Linked DNA regions of Mus musculus: all the other regions are linked to region 1. Evidence: chromatin loops called from intact Hi-C (ENCODE). Cell type or tissue: heart. All regions are shown on one strand. Links, peaks and the distances in the headings refer to the core of each region. The heading gives the core; the rest is flanking DNA.

Evidence for each region. A loop is a pair of places that touch in the nucleus more often than their neighbours do. Peaks named below come from ENCODE experiments on the same cell type or tissue, not always from the same donor. Only the 100,000 strongest peaks of a DNase experiment are listed, where the experiment ranks them.
Region 2: a loop joins it to region 1, with 4 times the contacts of the local background. A loop is called at or near these places in 7 of 42 quality-filtered maps.
Region 3: it touches region 1 in a loop (2.3-fold over the local background); 2 of 42 quality-filtered maps call a loop at or near these places.

What each region holds. Positions count from the first base shown.
Region 1 is chr4:88,436,306-88,442,367 of GRCm38, forward strand. It overlaps Hacd4 (3-hydroxyacyl-CoA dehydratase 4), which reads right to left and starts at 2,610. Exons shown (of 7, transcript NM_025760.5): 1 at 2,528-2,610; 2 at 1,155-1,258. The coding sequence starts at 2,565. In heart, for the core only: no CTCF peak of the experiment used is centred there; a DNase peak (open chromatin) is centred at 2,646; H3K4me3 peaks cover 961 bases; H3K27ac peaks cover 1,401 bases.
Region 2 is chr4:88,512,449-88,516,448 of GRCm38, forward strand. No RefSeq gene overlaps it. Among named protein-coding and RNA genes, the nearest start is that of Ifnb1, 8.3 kb to the right of the region's middle. In heart, for the core only: CTCF peaks have their summits at 2,150 (motif pointing left) and 3,690; DNase peaks (open chromatin) are centred at 2,193 and 3,383; H3K4me3 peaks cover 606 bases; H3K27ac peaks cover 1,205 bases.
Region 3 is chr4:88,540,917-88,544,916 of GRCm38, forward strand. No RefSeq gene overlaps it. Among named protein-coding and RNA genes, the nearest start is that of Ifna15, 15 kb to the right of the region's middle. In heart, for the core only: no CTCF peak of the experiment used is centred there; no DNase peak of the experiment used is centred there.

The sequences.
Region 1 (6,062 bases), core at 988-4,987:
AGGCTTCATTTCCAATGAACAGACCAGTTCTGTTTATCTAATCACAGTAGCTGCTACAATTATAGTGGCAAGACATTTGGCTAAGGCTACTTCGCCCACTCTAGGGTTAGGGCCACATCAGAATTCTTGACTGGGGCCTGGGGTGTAAATGAGCTGCAGTCTGATCACACAGCCTATCCTAACAAGGTTACAGAGCTGATGGCCTCCTACCACTTGTGTCTCAGTCTTCCTCTGGTTGAAAACTCTCAGCTCTCATGGTTGACATTCAAGCCTTCTGCTTTGGCTTTGAGATTAATAACAAAGGCAAGATTGTATACATTTTCAGTAAGACTGAGAGACACAGGAGAGTTTGTTACTGTCTAACAGATGAGTGTGATACAGGAGACTTGATTGATGAGTTCAGCATGTTTTTTTTTTCCAGCTACGCTCGTGTTTGTTTTTAGCTAAACCAGCAGTTGCTCAAATTGTCAAGTCACCAAACAGTTGTAAACTGTAATGACACTTACTCATGTGGGGATGGGACTCAGAGAAGGTTGTTTTGACAGTCACTTGGTGATTCACTCTTTAACAATCTGAAGTGAATAGTTTAAAGCATGAATTCTTGACTTTTTAGGAAACTGAAGGAAGCTTATGATTCAAGTCATCAATACCAACTGCTTGTCGGTGACTAGTCATCGGTGTGTGTGTCATGTACGTATTACTTCTTGAGGGATCAAACAGGGTCTTGGGGGCATAAAGTTTGTCTGTCATTCAGTTACTGGCCATCTCCAGCTACCCTAAGTCTGGGGATGAGTACGCAGTGGAGGAATTTTATTAATTTCTCATTGCTCTGCACAGAATGTCAGGCTGGAACTTACAGACTTTTCAAAATGTGTTTAATTTATGAGTTTTGTGCAGAACCAAAATGGAACATTCCAAAGATAGGTTTTTGCTTTCAGAGCAAACTGGCAGCTCTGGGGCAAGACAGGCCCCTCTCGCCTGGTCTCATCTTCTCCCTTTAAGTCTGAAATAGTTAAGTATACTTATGGAAAAACAAACTCCAGAGACGTGAATGGTTCCAGATGCAGGATGCAAGAAGTTCAAAATGAAAATCAGTGAGGCCAGATGAATCCAGGGATAATAGTTAGAAATCGAAACCATTTAGGAGTGTTTACCTTTCCCAAATGAGAAGAATCTGACTGTCATATTTGCCAGTATCCATGAGTGGCCACAGAACTGAATTAAGTAATAGATGAAAAGATATACATTCTTCCTATACCTATAAATACAGAAAAATGCCATTAAACACATCTTTTAATGTAATGTACCAGTCAAACTGAGCAAGCAAAAGAAAACTGTTCCAGGTCAGAGTTCTATATTGGGGTCTTTCACTGGGTTGTCCCTCCAAACCCATGAGAGTCCGATGGGATGAATTTATCTAACAAGAGTATGTTGACTGAGATTGCTTAAAACCAAAGGTAGTTCTTTTCCACACTTCATTCTCATCTTTGATAACATTCTAACCTTGTTTCTCTAACACTTTCAGCCACTATGAGAAAAGCTTTGAAAGTTGAAGGGGACAGGGAAGAAACACTGACGCAAAGGGACTGATTTGGGCAGCTTGAACTCCAGTAGCTCAGCTTGCCAAATTAACTTGAAAGAGCTGGCTTACAGTTATCAAAGGGGAGTGGTCACAATTGGATTATGACTCAGTCATTGAACACACCTGACTTTTGTGATTGGGGTTGCACTCTCGTTCTTCCTGGCCCTGCCTCCTGTTGTATTTTACAAGGGAAGCTAGTTCTCTCCATCAAATGCACATAGAAAGCAGTTTAGTTGCTCAGCCAAAAAAAAAAAAAGGAAGTCAAGCTGAGTGTAAAGCTGTGTGTGTGTGTGGGTTCCTGGGGAGAGGACAGCCAGGGTGTAAACTGAATTTAAAAAAGAAGATTGGTGATTCTTGGTTTGAGGAGCTGGAAAAGGAGGTGAAGGGCTTCCCGGTGTGCACAAGGATGTGTAGAGTGGCCTTGTTAGTGTTAACAATGACTTCTCTTAGTTGGAAACTTCTGAGAAACAAGATATATAAGCAAACTCTATGGAGCAGTCAACAGATGACCAAAACTGCTATAGGGGTTAAAAGGGGAAAACTGCAAGCCAATCAGCATCACCAGGCTTCAGGTAAGCACTCCCCCCAGGCCCTAGTTTCCCTGGAATCTGGCCTGTGACAGATGCTGCTGCTACAGGATGCTGTCAAAATCACCCTGTGCCAAAATCTAGGGCGCAGCAAGGACAAGGAAGAGAAGAACTTGTGGGAGCGCACAAAGAGAAGAGGTGGCCTTGCAGCCCACCCTTCCATTTCCTCATCTCCAAAACTAAAAAACCGAAGGAAACAGCAAAGCCTCTGTCCTGAGCTATGGAGGAGAAAATGCAATCCACTACCAGGCAGAAGGAGCAGTGTTAAACAGTCAGGAGCTTCGCGGGAGTGAAAGCCGATGGGTGGGCTTCTGCCCAGTTCCCTGGCCCCTCCCTCCCCGCAGCCCCCTAATCCTACCTGGGCTGCAGCCAGGCTGGCAGCACCGAGGGCCCCATGGGCCACAGTCTGCTCCTCTGGCACCTCCGGGAAGCAGCAGGAGTGGGCTGGGAAAGCGGTAGGGGCGGGACGCCTCAGGCTGGGCTCGGGAAGGGCGGGGCCTCAACACACTCAGCAAGTTTTGAAAAAAAGCAGAGGTCAGGAGATGGGCAGGAGATGAAAGTCAAATTCCTGCCATGCTGCCCTAGGAGAGCTGGCCAGGCATAGAAAGTATGCGGGATGAACAAGCACATCCGCCCGAGGCTTTCCAAACTGATCCCAGGCTACTGATCTGTGGCTGGAGACCCCTAAGTTCACCTGCCTATACTCTTAACTGGATATAACTAGCTCTAAGGTTGCATGATCCTCAGGGTGGCCAGGGCCTTTCTTAGAAGCCCTAAGGTAGGAGAACGGTTCAGGAAGGAAAGCTAAGGGCAAATGGCCCAATATCTGTTCAAACATGAGCCAGAGCCCTCCAGAAATCCATCCCTGACACTTAGAGACCTGGGTGGCAGTGGTGTGCATAAATGCTTTTGTTCATTTAAGTTAATGTCATTTATTTAATGTTTAATGTCATTAAGTTAATGTTATTCGCTTAAGTTAATGTCGCTGCCCATGGCCAACACTCCCACACATCTTTTCCTGGTTTCTTGGGACAATGGCATCCCATCTCCTAGACAGAGTGACCCACCTCCTGGGTTCGTGAAGATCAGATTCCAATTATTCTGTTCTACCAGGTGAAGAGAACAAAACAGCTCCCCAAAGTATTTTCCCAAAAAAAAAAAAAAAAAAAAAAAAACCACCGCCACCACCAAAAAAGAAAAAGAAGAAATGGGAAAAAATAAAGAAAAAAAAAAGAAAAGAAAAAAACTCCCCCAAAACCCACAAGTGGAACAGTTACATATAGTTGCTGGAGTTGGAAGGTAGTGCTTCCATCTTACCAAAAAGGAAGTTGAGGCCTTAAGAAATATTGTCACTCACCACAGGTCACACAGCTGATAAACAGCAGGGTTAGAAGTTACAGTCAGCAATTTTTCTTCTTGGGTCATGGTTTCCTTCCTCATAGCTGTCACAGAGTCTGCCTCTTAGATGTCCCACTGTTCCGTGTCTCCCCGCCCCCCACCAGGGGCCAGCTCCTCTGTAGCCTCCGTTCCTTCTCAAGCCCCTTGGCAGAGGCTGCACTGTCCTCTCAACTGTCTCCATTGTCTCCTGTACACTGGCCTTCATGGCAGTGTAGGAACAAATTCATGTCACGTGGTCGTTCACACCCGTAACCCCAGCACTCTAGAAGCCGAGGTGGGGAGCTGATTCCGCCTTCAGCATCAGCCTGGGCTACACAGTGAGTTCCAGGCACCCTGAGTACAGAGGGAGACCCTATCTGGAGGGGTGGAGGGAAGGGGGTGCATTTTCAGATCTCTAACCCCAGAGTTTAGAACCCCTCTTTTAAACACCCCCCTCAAACCTTTGTCATCTGCCATCAACATCCAGGGCCCTATCTCATTTCCTATCACCCTTTTGCTCCATGTACCTTACAGTTTGGACTCCCAACACTCCCGAAACTACTCTCAGGGTTCCCCAAGTCCTTTCTACTGTCCCTCGGGCTTCAATTATAGGACGTGAATCTGTGAGCTTAAGAGCAAACAACACATAGACAAGAAACTATTTCCAAAGCCATCTGTGCCCAAACCCAGCAGAAGCCAGGGGTTCTGGACAGACTGGAGCTGGGAGGACAGGGTGTCTGCCCGAGAAGAGGTCCTTTATCAGCAAACTCTTCTTCATCCTTCTCCTGCCCTCCCTTCACTTCTCCAACTCTGCATATGGCTATGACTCCCATGCCCTGCCTCTCTGCACAGCATCCTCCCTCTGCTTCCTCAGAGGTAGGCCCTAGGTCAGCTCTTCTGCAGAGACAATCACCGTGCACAGCTCCATCTCTTCGAAGCCTTTCCGACTCTCTTCTGAATACTAGCTCTGGCCTTGGGACGGTTTCTGGGTATTGCTTTGTGAGAGTTTCATTATTTCCAGTTAAAACTGTTTCAAATGAGCTTACCGCCTTCCTTCTTAGATCACTGCCTACTTTTCTACAGCGAAGTCACCATTCTCAGAGCTACTTAGGTTTAAAACTCTGGCATCATTGCAAAGTATCCCCACCCAATACAGTCTTATCAGTTAGAGCAACTACTAACTTCCTACATTCGTTCACACACTCCAGCAGCAGTGTGAGCTGAAGCCGGCCCTCTTCAACCCAGTCTATACCATCTCCACAGCCACCTCCTGAACCTTCACTCCATCACTTGGCTTTACGTCTCTCGGATACATCAAAGATTCTATTTTAGTACCAGATGAAAAACAGGCCAATTAACCAACAAAAATAACAACAACGGCAATGAAACCTTCCCCATCCAGCAGAAATAGGTACAAGAATTTTCCAAGGAAATGGGTACAAGAATTATTACGATAAATCTGTCTAGATGAGAAGTGAAATTCCTCTCTTCCCTTGGAAGACAAACCCAGTGCACGTGTTCCTGAGGCCCAGGCAGTGATGTGGAGCTACCTTTACCCCACCCCATTCGCAGTCAGAGATTTGTGCAAGGCTACAGAAAGTCTTTCTTCCTTTTTAAACCTGTATTTTATTTTAAATTATATTTATGTATATGTAGGTACATATGTATGTACGTATGCATGTATGGGTGAGTGCATGTGAATACAGGCGCCTGTGGAAGCCAGAGGCATCCAATCCCCTGGATGTAGACTGGCCTGAGCTCAGGTCCTCTGCAGGAGCAGTATGTGTTCTTAACCACTGAGCCATCTCTCCAGTGCCTGGACAGCATTTCTTAAAATAGAAGTCTATCTCATAGAGGGACTTGATTTGGTAGTCCAATCTTATCTTTAGCCTGGGACCCATGGGTGTCATTTGTTGTCTATCACCCCTTGTGTTCTCTGACTCCACCAGGCACTCTCTGTCCCTGCGCCTCTGTGAATCTTCTCCCTTTAACTTGACATTTCTCTTCTACCTCCCCGTCCCTTCTCACAGCCCACCATTTACCTTAAAGAGTTCTATTCATTCTTTAAAGGCTTTCCCAGAGCTCCCTGTGGGAGTCACACTGAGTTAATGTATGTCTAAGATGACAAACACCTTAGGCTATCATTAGCCAGATCCTTCCTCCTCTAGATTATAGATTCCAAGGGGGCTGTATGTCTTGTGCTAACAGTGAGAACCTGGCAAGCTTAAACCTTTGTAAACACGGTTCCCTTTTGTGAAGAGCCCACAGCTGTTGGGAAGATTAAGCAGGAAAATGTACAGATGAAAGAGGGTCACAGCATTTAGCACAGTGGCTGGCACAGCAGGTGTTTATTAAAGTGGACACAGATCAACCAGGGAAGCCTGCATTTCCCCATCACAGAATTTTAACACAATGAGTACTTCCTGAGGGTGGCCATCCTGAAATGTATGCTGTGAACTCTCACTTATCTGTTCATATAGAAGAAATTGGCGGTCTGTTGGCTCAGTTATCTCTGA
Region 2 (4,000 bases), core at 1-4,000, 75 kb after region 1:
CAGCTTCCTGCTGCTGCAGATGGAGGAAACTGAAGTGACCAGAGGAGACTCTCTGGGCAAAACCAAACAGAATAGTAGACTCACAAAGTGATGCCCAGGGAGAAGACCAAAGCTGTCTCCTCCCTGTGTTACTGGTTGGATTATCTTCTCACCACCCACATACTGAAATGTGAGCCCCCAGTACTTCACCACTTTGACCTGTGGAAATAGTGTTGTTGAAGGTAAATTAGGGTGAGTTGTGTTGGAAGAGGGTGGGCCAAGAGAAGTATTAACCTCGTATAAAGGGAGAGATTAGGGGACGAATACACACAGGGACAAGCATGATTGTTGCAGAGATAGAGTGTCAGCAAACCTCCAGGAATTAGGAGAGAGGCCCCTAGAGAGGACCCCTTCCAATACCTTGCACTCAGATAGTTATCTCCTAGGACCAAGGGGCTGAATGGTTTTGCTTTTCTATGTTACTCAACTTGGGGGATTTTGTTACAGCAGCCTAGGAATCAGATACACCCCCAGGAAATTTTACCAGCATTGAATGTGTAAAGGTATGAGATGGGCTATTAGGCAGAACTGCCATGGCCCTTTTGTGCATAAGGAACACATGTCCTTCACACATGTTGAAAGTTTGATGACATCCGCCATGGACTGAGAAGGCTTTCTACTGTTGCTTGGAAAACAATTGAAATATAATGGAAGCAATGCTCTGTGATGGTCTAAAGTTCACAGTTATGGGAAAGGTAGCAATCTATGTTAAGCTCCTCAAGCGACTTCTTAGGCCCAGCCAGTTCTGGAATGTCTCTGCTGCAGAGACACCCTGGTTAGCATTCTTGAAAGTTCTGGGAACACGGAAATTATTGAGTAGTAGCATCAACTGCTGCTTCCGATTTGATGAAGAACTGCACTTTCAGTCTCTTCAAACATTGGCCATCTGAGAGTGGTGACACTGGGTTGTGTGTGTGAAAAAGGGAAGCTCAGACGAAAGCTGAGAGATTTACAAAGATCGGATCCAGTGATACACATCTACATACGCACCCTCAGTCTTGCTTCAGGCCACCAAGTCTTTGTCTCAGTTTCTCAGCATTTTCTCTCTTTCCCAGTCTCACCCTCTTTCCATCTACCCCTTCCATTCACCCAAGGCTCCTGTCCACAATGAAGGTATGACCATGCCACTTAAAAACCCAGCCTGCTAGGCCTTCAGCCTGCATCCTGACTTTAAGTTCCAGCTCCACGTCTCCCTGCTCTTACCCAGCCCCTGCTTTCTTTTAGCACTGTACTACATGGCATGTCCTGAATTACCATGGTGCTCTTTGCCACCATCTTTTCATTTAAAGTGTCAGTATGGCTTCAAGTCCTAGTTCAAATCTCACCTTTATACAGTCTGTCCAGATCCTATCAAATAGAGGGAGTCCCTTTCCATGGGGTTTCTGCAGGAAATCGCTCATCGTTAGAATGGCATTTATCCAGTTATCAACTTTAGACCAATACATCTGTTTCCTTGTGGAAACAAGCTTCTAGAGTAGAGTGCTTGTGCCTGCTTATCTGTGTGAGCTCAGGGCTGACACAGCATCGGGTACTGCGTGCACTGAGGAAATGTTGCTTGACTTTTGTTGAATGATATAGCTATGTGCTTCTACTTCATATTATCTGAATAATAATAATAATAATAATAATAATAATAATAATAATAATAATAATAAAGAGGCCAGTTAAAGTGAAGGCCTTAGTCATCTTTCTTTAGGTGTTCCAACTGTACTCGGGTTAAAATATTCAATAGGGGAGGGCTAAAGGTTGTTTCATAAATCCTTGTCTTTGCTTATCACACAAGCATCAGCTCATGGAGGAAAGGCAAGGAGGGGCCCAGCCAGGTGTGAGTTAGAATGCCTCTCTATACTTTAAAGGGTAGGCCTATGGAGTAATCCTCACAAAACCTGGATTATGCTGAAAGGTGGGTCATTGCCTGGGTCCATAGGTTTCTAGATGATTTACAGCTCCCTTTACTATTTTCAGACTCAGTGTAAACATATTATGAGATTTCATTTGCTTCAGACACAGCTAAACAGTATTTTCATGCATGTTGCATGAGTCTTTCCCTCTTCTGTCCTTTGAGCTGGTTTTCTTTAATCGGGCCCGTCAAAGAAGGGCACCACCTAGAGGCCAACCAAGCACAGGCTGCAAGCTGGAAGTGGCAACCTGATCCTAAGAGTTAACAGTGGGCACTCCCTGCTAGTTGTTCCTTCCTCCAGCACCCTGGCATGATATCGGCCTATTCTATTACGCCCTATTTTGGGAACACATGCTTATTGCCAATTAGTGTTTGTGGGAATGAGATACTAACAGGGGCTCAAGCAGGACAAATGTCCAATCACAGAGTTAGGGGTCTGCCAGACTCTCATAGGACTCTCTCACACTGCTGGCCCTGATGCTGTGTGGCAGAAACAGGTGTCTAGTACCATGTGGAAAGTGCAAAACCCAGTTCAGATACCTAACACAGGACATCAGCGAAGACTGGTTCTCCTTCCTGCTCATGTCTCCCCACACCTGAGTGCATCTGTTATCCACCTTTGCCTAGACATTTCACACACTTGAAATAACTGGACTTGCTTTTTAAAGTAGCCAGGTAATCACAATTGGAACTCTAGGAAAGCATTAGCCATATGTGTTATCATACATGTTCAATATATTAATTCGTTCCCACCACCTGCCATTATGGTAAAAGTAACACTTATGTAGATTCCATTATGACAACAATTCTTCATCAGCAGCCTGATTATTTGGGACTTGATCTCAGGAAGGGTGCTCTGGAAAGCACATCTAGTTTGATGTTAAGAAATTCCATAATTGTTTATTTGCTTTGAAGTTAAACATTGGACATTTTCTTTTGGATTGGTGCTAGACTGAATCAGACAGCCTCCTGGCTTCTCACAGCAACCCTGAAGAGCTTCCGGTAGTATTATTCCTAATTTACATAATGTCTCCAATATGATCCACTTAGCACGTGGCTGAGGCCATCAGTTCTCAGGTTTGTATTACACCATACTCTAGGCTTTTGTTATCAAAGTATACCTAGCTTTTCTTTTTTAAACATTTGAGCCTTTAAAAATTATAGTTTCTAATTCATGCATTAAGATTGGTAGGTTATTTTCTGCTTTGAAAGTTGTCTGACCTCTGGATTTTCCTACAAACTTAAAATGAGCTAATCCATTAATTAAAACTCGAAGGGAAAGAGAAATGTGTTGTGTCTCTCTTCGGAACAAACAGCGCAGCCCATTCTCATTCTTTAACATTCCTATGAGATAACGAAAGCAGTGTGGGTCAGACTTGAAAAGGAAACTGCACGCAGAGAGGTTTCATGCTTGTGCAGGATAAAACGGGCTTGGTTGAAAGAAGGAAATGCAGCCAGCCAGGGGACATGATGACTCAGTGCAACCAGTTACCTCCAGAACCTTCAGGGTGGAAGCAGAGTTGGGAGGTGGGGGAGCAGAAGGAGATGGGAATTTCTAGCTCTTATCTCTAGAGGAGGAAGGGGGACTGCTCTTCTAAACGGGGGGGGGGGGGGGGAGGCAGCCCCTTCAGTGATGGGTCCTATGAGACCCTAGCAGTCAGTGTAACTCTTGGCACAAAGCCAGAGGCTGTAATGCTGCAGTGTGAGTCACTGGGCAGTAGGGCTTCATACTCCATTACTGCAACTAAGTACTTTATAGATGAATGAAATATCAGTTGACTTGGAGGTCAACAATAGCAGAGTGTGACCTCTGGTACAGTGATGCCTCTGCTTTTTGCCAGACTATGCAGCCTGCTGAGCCTCACAGGGCCCCCCTTGGCTTCCTTACGTACAAAGATGCCTGAAAGGGTATCAGGAAAGTTATATAAAATGATCTATCTGATACCCCCTAAGTCATCTTTCAGCAGAATCCACTGCAGAAAGAAATTCCTTAAGAAATGTATTTATCACTGTAATACTTGCATCACGATGAGCTTATGTGATCCAGAAGTTTTCCTTCTG
Region 3 (4,000 bases), core at 1-4,000, 100 kb after region 1:
TGGCCAATCGAGATTCTTCTGTTGTGAATTCTCTGTTTAGCTCTATATCCCATTTTTTTTTTTTTTTGTATTGGATTGTTTGGGATTTTGGAGGTTAGCTTCTTGAGTCCTTTATATATTTTGGATATTAGCCCTCTATTACATGTGGGGTTGGTCAAGATTTTTTCCCAATCTGTAGGTTGATAATTTTTCCAATTGACCTTTGCCTTACAGAAGCTTTTCAGTTTGATGAGGTCCCATTTATCAATTCTTGATCTCAGAAACAGCCATTAAAGTTCTGTTTAGGAAACTACCCCTGTCACTCATGCCAATGAGTTCAAGGCTCTTTCCCATCTTCTCTTCTATTAGATTCAGTGTATCTGGTTTTACGTTGAGGTCCTTGATCCACTTGGACTTGAACTTTGTGCAAAGTGACAAGTATGGTTCTATTTTCATTTTTCGACATACTGATTGCCAGTTAGACCAGCTCCATTTGTTGAAGATCCTTTCTTTTTTTCCATTGCATATTTTCGGCTTCTTTATCAAAGATCAAGTGTCCATACGTTTGTGGTTTTATTTCTGGGTTTTCAATTCAATTCCGCTGATCAATCTGTCTGTCTCTGTATCAATACCATGTCATTTTGTTTGTTTTTTCCAATTTTTTATTAGATATTTTCTTCCTTTACATTTCAAATGCTATCCTGAAAGTCCCCTATACCCTCCCCCAACCCTGCTCCCCTACCCACCCACTCCCACTTCTTGGCCCTGGTGTTCCCCTGTTCTGGGGCATATAAAGTTTGCAATAAAAATGGGGCTCTCTTCCCAGTGATGGCCAACTAGGCCATCGTCTGCTACATATGCAGCTAGAGACATGAGCTCTGGGGGTACTGGTTAGTTCATATTGTTGTTCTACCTATAGGGTTGCAGACCCTTTCAGCTCCTTGGGTACTTTCTCTAGCTCCTCCATTGGGGGCCCTGTGTTCCATCCAATAGATGATTGTGAGCATACACTTCTGTATTTGCCAGGCATTGGCATAGACTCACAAGAGACAGCTATTTTAGGGTCCTTTCAGCAAAATCTTGCTGGCATATGCGATAGTATCTGGGTTTGGTGGCTGATTATGGGATGGATCCCCAGGTGGGGTAGTCTCTGGATGGTGCATCCTTTTGTCTCAGCTCCAAACTTTGTCTCTGTAACTCCTTCCATGGGTATTTTGTTCCCCATTCTAAAGAGGGATGAAGTATCCACACTTTACCATGTAGTTTTTATTACTATTGCTCTGTAGTACCACTTGGCTAAGATAAAACATCACAACTTTCTTCAGAGAACTTGAAAACAACACTAAAATCCTATGAAAGCACAGAAGATCAGGCTGGGGAGGGCCCTGGAGGACGGGCAATGCTGCTGCTATTGCTGTACCTGATTTCAAGTTGTCCTGCAGAAGCTTGCTAACAAACCCTGTGTGGAGATGGCACAAAAGCAGACACAGACTCAGTAGACAGCCTATGAGGAAGTCCACACAACCATAATCACTAGAGGTTTTCTTTTGTTTGTTTGTTTTAGTATTTATTTTGTGCGTGTGTGAGTGTGTTGCCTGTATTTATGTATGTGCAACACATGTGTGTCTGGTGCTCACAGAGACCTGGTGCTCACAGAGACCAGGTGAAGGTATTGAAAGCCCTAAAACTGTAATGCCAGATGGTTGTGAGCTTCCATGTGGGTGCTGGGAATCATCTTATTTTTTGATAGAGTCTCTTCCTGAACCTTGAGCTACCAGCTCAGCAGGAAGCCCCAGGGAGTTTCCTGCTTTGCTGCTCAGTGCTGACATTTTGGCATGCACTGATGTACCCTAGTTGTAATGTGAGTGCCGGGGGTTCAAACTCAAGTTTTCACGCTTTTGTGGCAAGCCCTTTACTGACTAAGCCATCTCTCCAGTCCTTAATATTTTAAATTATCTAACTTATAGTTATTCCCATTATTATTTAATTATGGATTTTCTTTGTCCAGTTCACTTTCCCAAATTTAATGCACTTCACTGGATGCTCATCAATATTAGTATTGATTTTAGTTATTGGCATCTCACTGATATCCATATCTCCAATGTTCCTTTTTTGTACCTTCTTCCTCTGTGGTTGCCTATATGTTTGTTTTATTCTTGCTTAAATTTAGGCTTCTCTCTATGCAGAATAAGATGTGTGCTTTAATCCAGTAAAGAACTCTTTAGTAGGGGGTGTGTAAATATGTGTGTGAATTATTTTTACCATTTGTGTTCAGCCCTGACTGATGCAGATTAGTGCTTCACCATTACGGTTTTCATATGCAGTACCATCTTTACTCTCTGATTGTTCTCAGAGACTTTTGAGTAAAGGACACCTTTACTGTGTCAATATCTTCCGGGAGCTTTTCCTGATTTTCTTATTCTCACCAAGGTGGTTTGCTTTGCAGTCAGCGCAGTGCTTGAGAGACAGGATGGGGGAGATCGTACACAGAGAGTCCATGTTCACATAGCCGGAGATGAGGAGCTTTAAGGAATTAGTGGCTACAAATTGATGCTGGGTTTCAGAAGACACAGGGACTGGATTAGCAGTTCTTCAGAACACGGTGAACGCAGTCTCGGGATCAGCTACTCCAAATGTAGTTGTGTGGTCATTGGGATGGTAATCAAGTTGAAGCCATTTTCATTTTAAGATCCAACACATAACTAAAAATTTATGAGCCTGATATTCATATCCTGCTTGTAAACTCTCTCTGAGGATAGTCTCATTCTCTATTTAAAACATTGAAAAGTGGTAACCCTGTTTCTGTGGAAGGTCATGGTAGCTCTGGCATCTTCAAGACAGACTTATATGAAGCAAAATGTATTTACAATAGAAAAATTAGTAAAAGTTGTATTTGTGCATCACACTGTCTATTCCTTTAAGCTGTCTCAAGCTTTACCCAAGAAGGCCCGGAGGCCTATTGGATCTGAGTGCTAAGCTTAGGCAGCTTTTCAACTATCCCTGCAGGCATCTGATGGGCTATCTTTGGTGATGTAAATCTAATGTCAAATTGGATCAATCTAAGACAGTGGGAGAATAACGATTTTAGATGACATTCTTTCTCTGTCCTCCAGACTCTCCACTTTTGTAGTCTTCCTTTGACTGGCCAGTAACCAGATATGTAAGCCTGATGTGATACTGCCATCTACTGGAAAGAAAGGGAAATACTGGCTTTGAAAAGACATTAATCTACCATGACTTCCAGCAGGGCAGAATGTAGAAAGTTAGCAGTAAGCAAAAGGGCATTTTGGTGTCCTGTGCATCTAAGAACAAAGAACAAGATGAATAAAGGAAAAGTAACTCATGATAGTTACCTATATATGCAAATGCATGCAAATATAAGTCCAAACTTTATATTTTCAGTATTCATGTTTTTACTCCAAAGGCCAGTCTTGTCATTTTAAAGTTTTGGTAAAAGCCCCTACCACCAAAGAAAATAATTACATAGACACTGGTAAGAGTGACAGCATGGATGTATTTGAATAGCTTTTATGAAGTGAAAATTTGATGCTCAGAGGTGTCAAACCTTGACAGCATAGAGGGTCCTGGAGGATCCAAACTTGCAGCCGATGGTCAGGTTCTTGAGAAACTTGTCATTAAAATGTGTGGTGCCTGTAATAGCAGGAGGATGCAGAGGAGACTTTGAAATATTTATAGTCTACAAAAGTGGAAGAGGACAAAAAGAAAAATTTTGAGAATATTTTTTCCAGAATACTGGAAATTAATCCAAATTTGCTTTGGGGGAACATGTATTTTAGACACCTGAACGCCAGTAAGCAGGTGGAGAGCTGCAGAGGTTTAGCTTGTACTAGTCTGACACATATTTTCAACTCATCAATAGCCTTAAAGAATGTCATCCCTCTTTCCTGGTACCATCAGGAAATAAATGAAGCTATAGTACTTGTTTTCAAGTCCCACTCCCAAAGGTTGTTATTGTTTGAACACATATTGTGTGCCCATGAAGGTCCTCACTAGCTTTTTT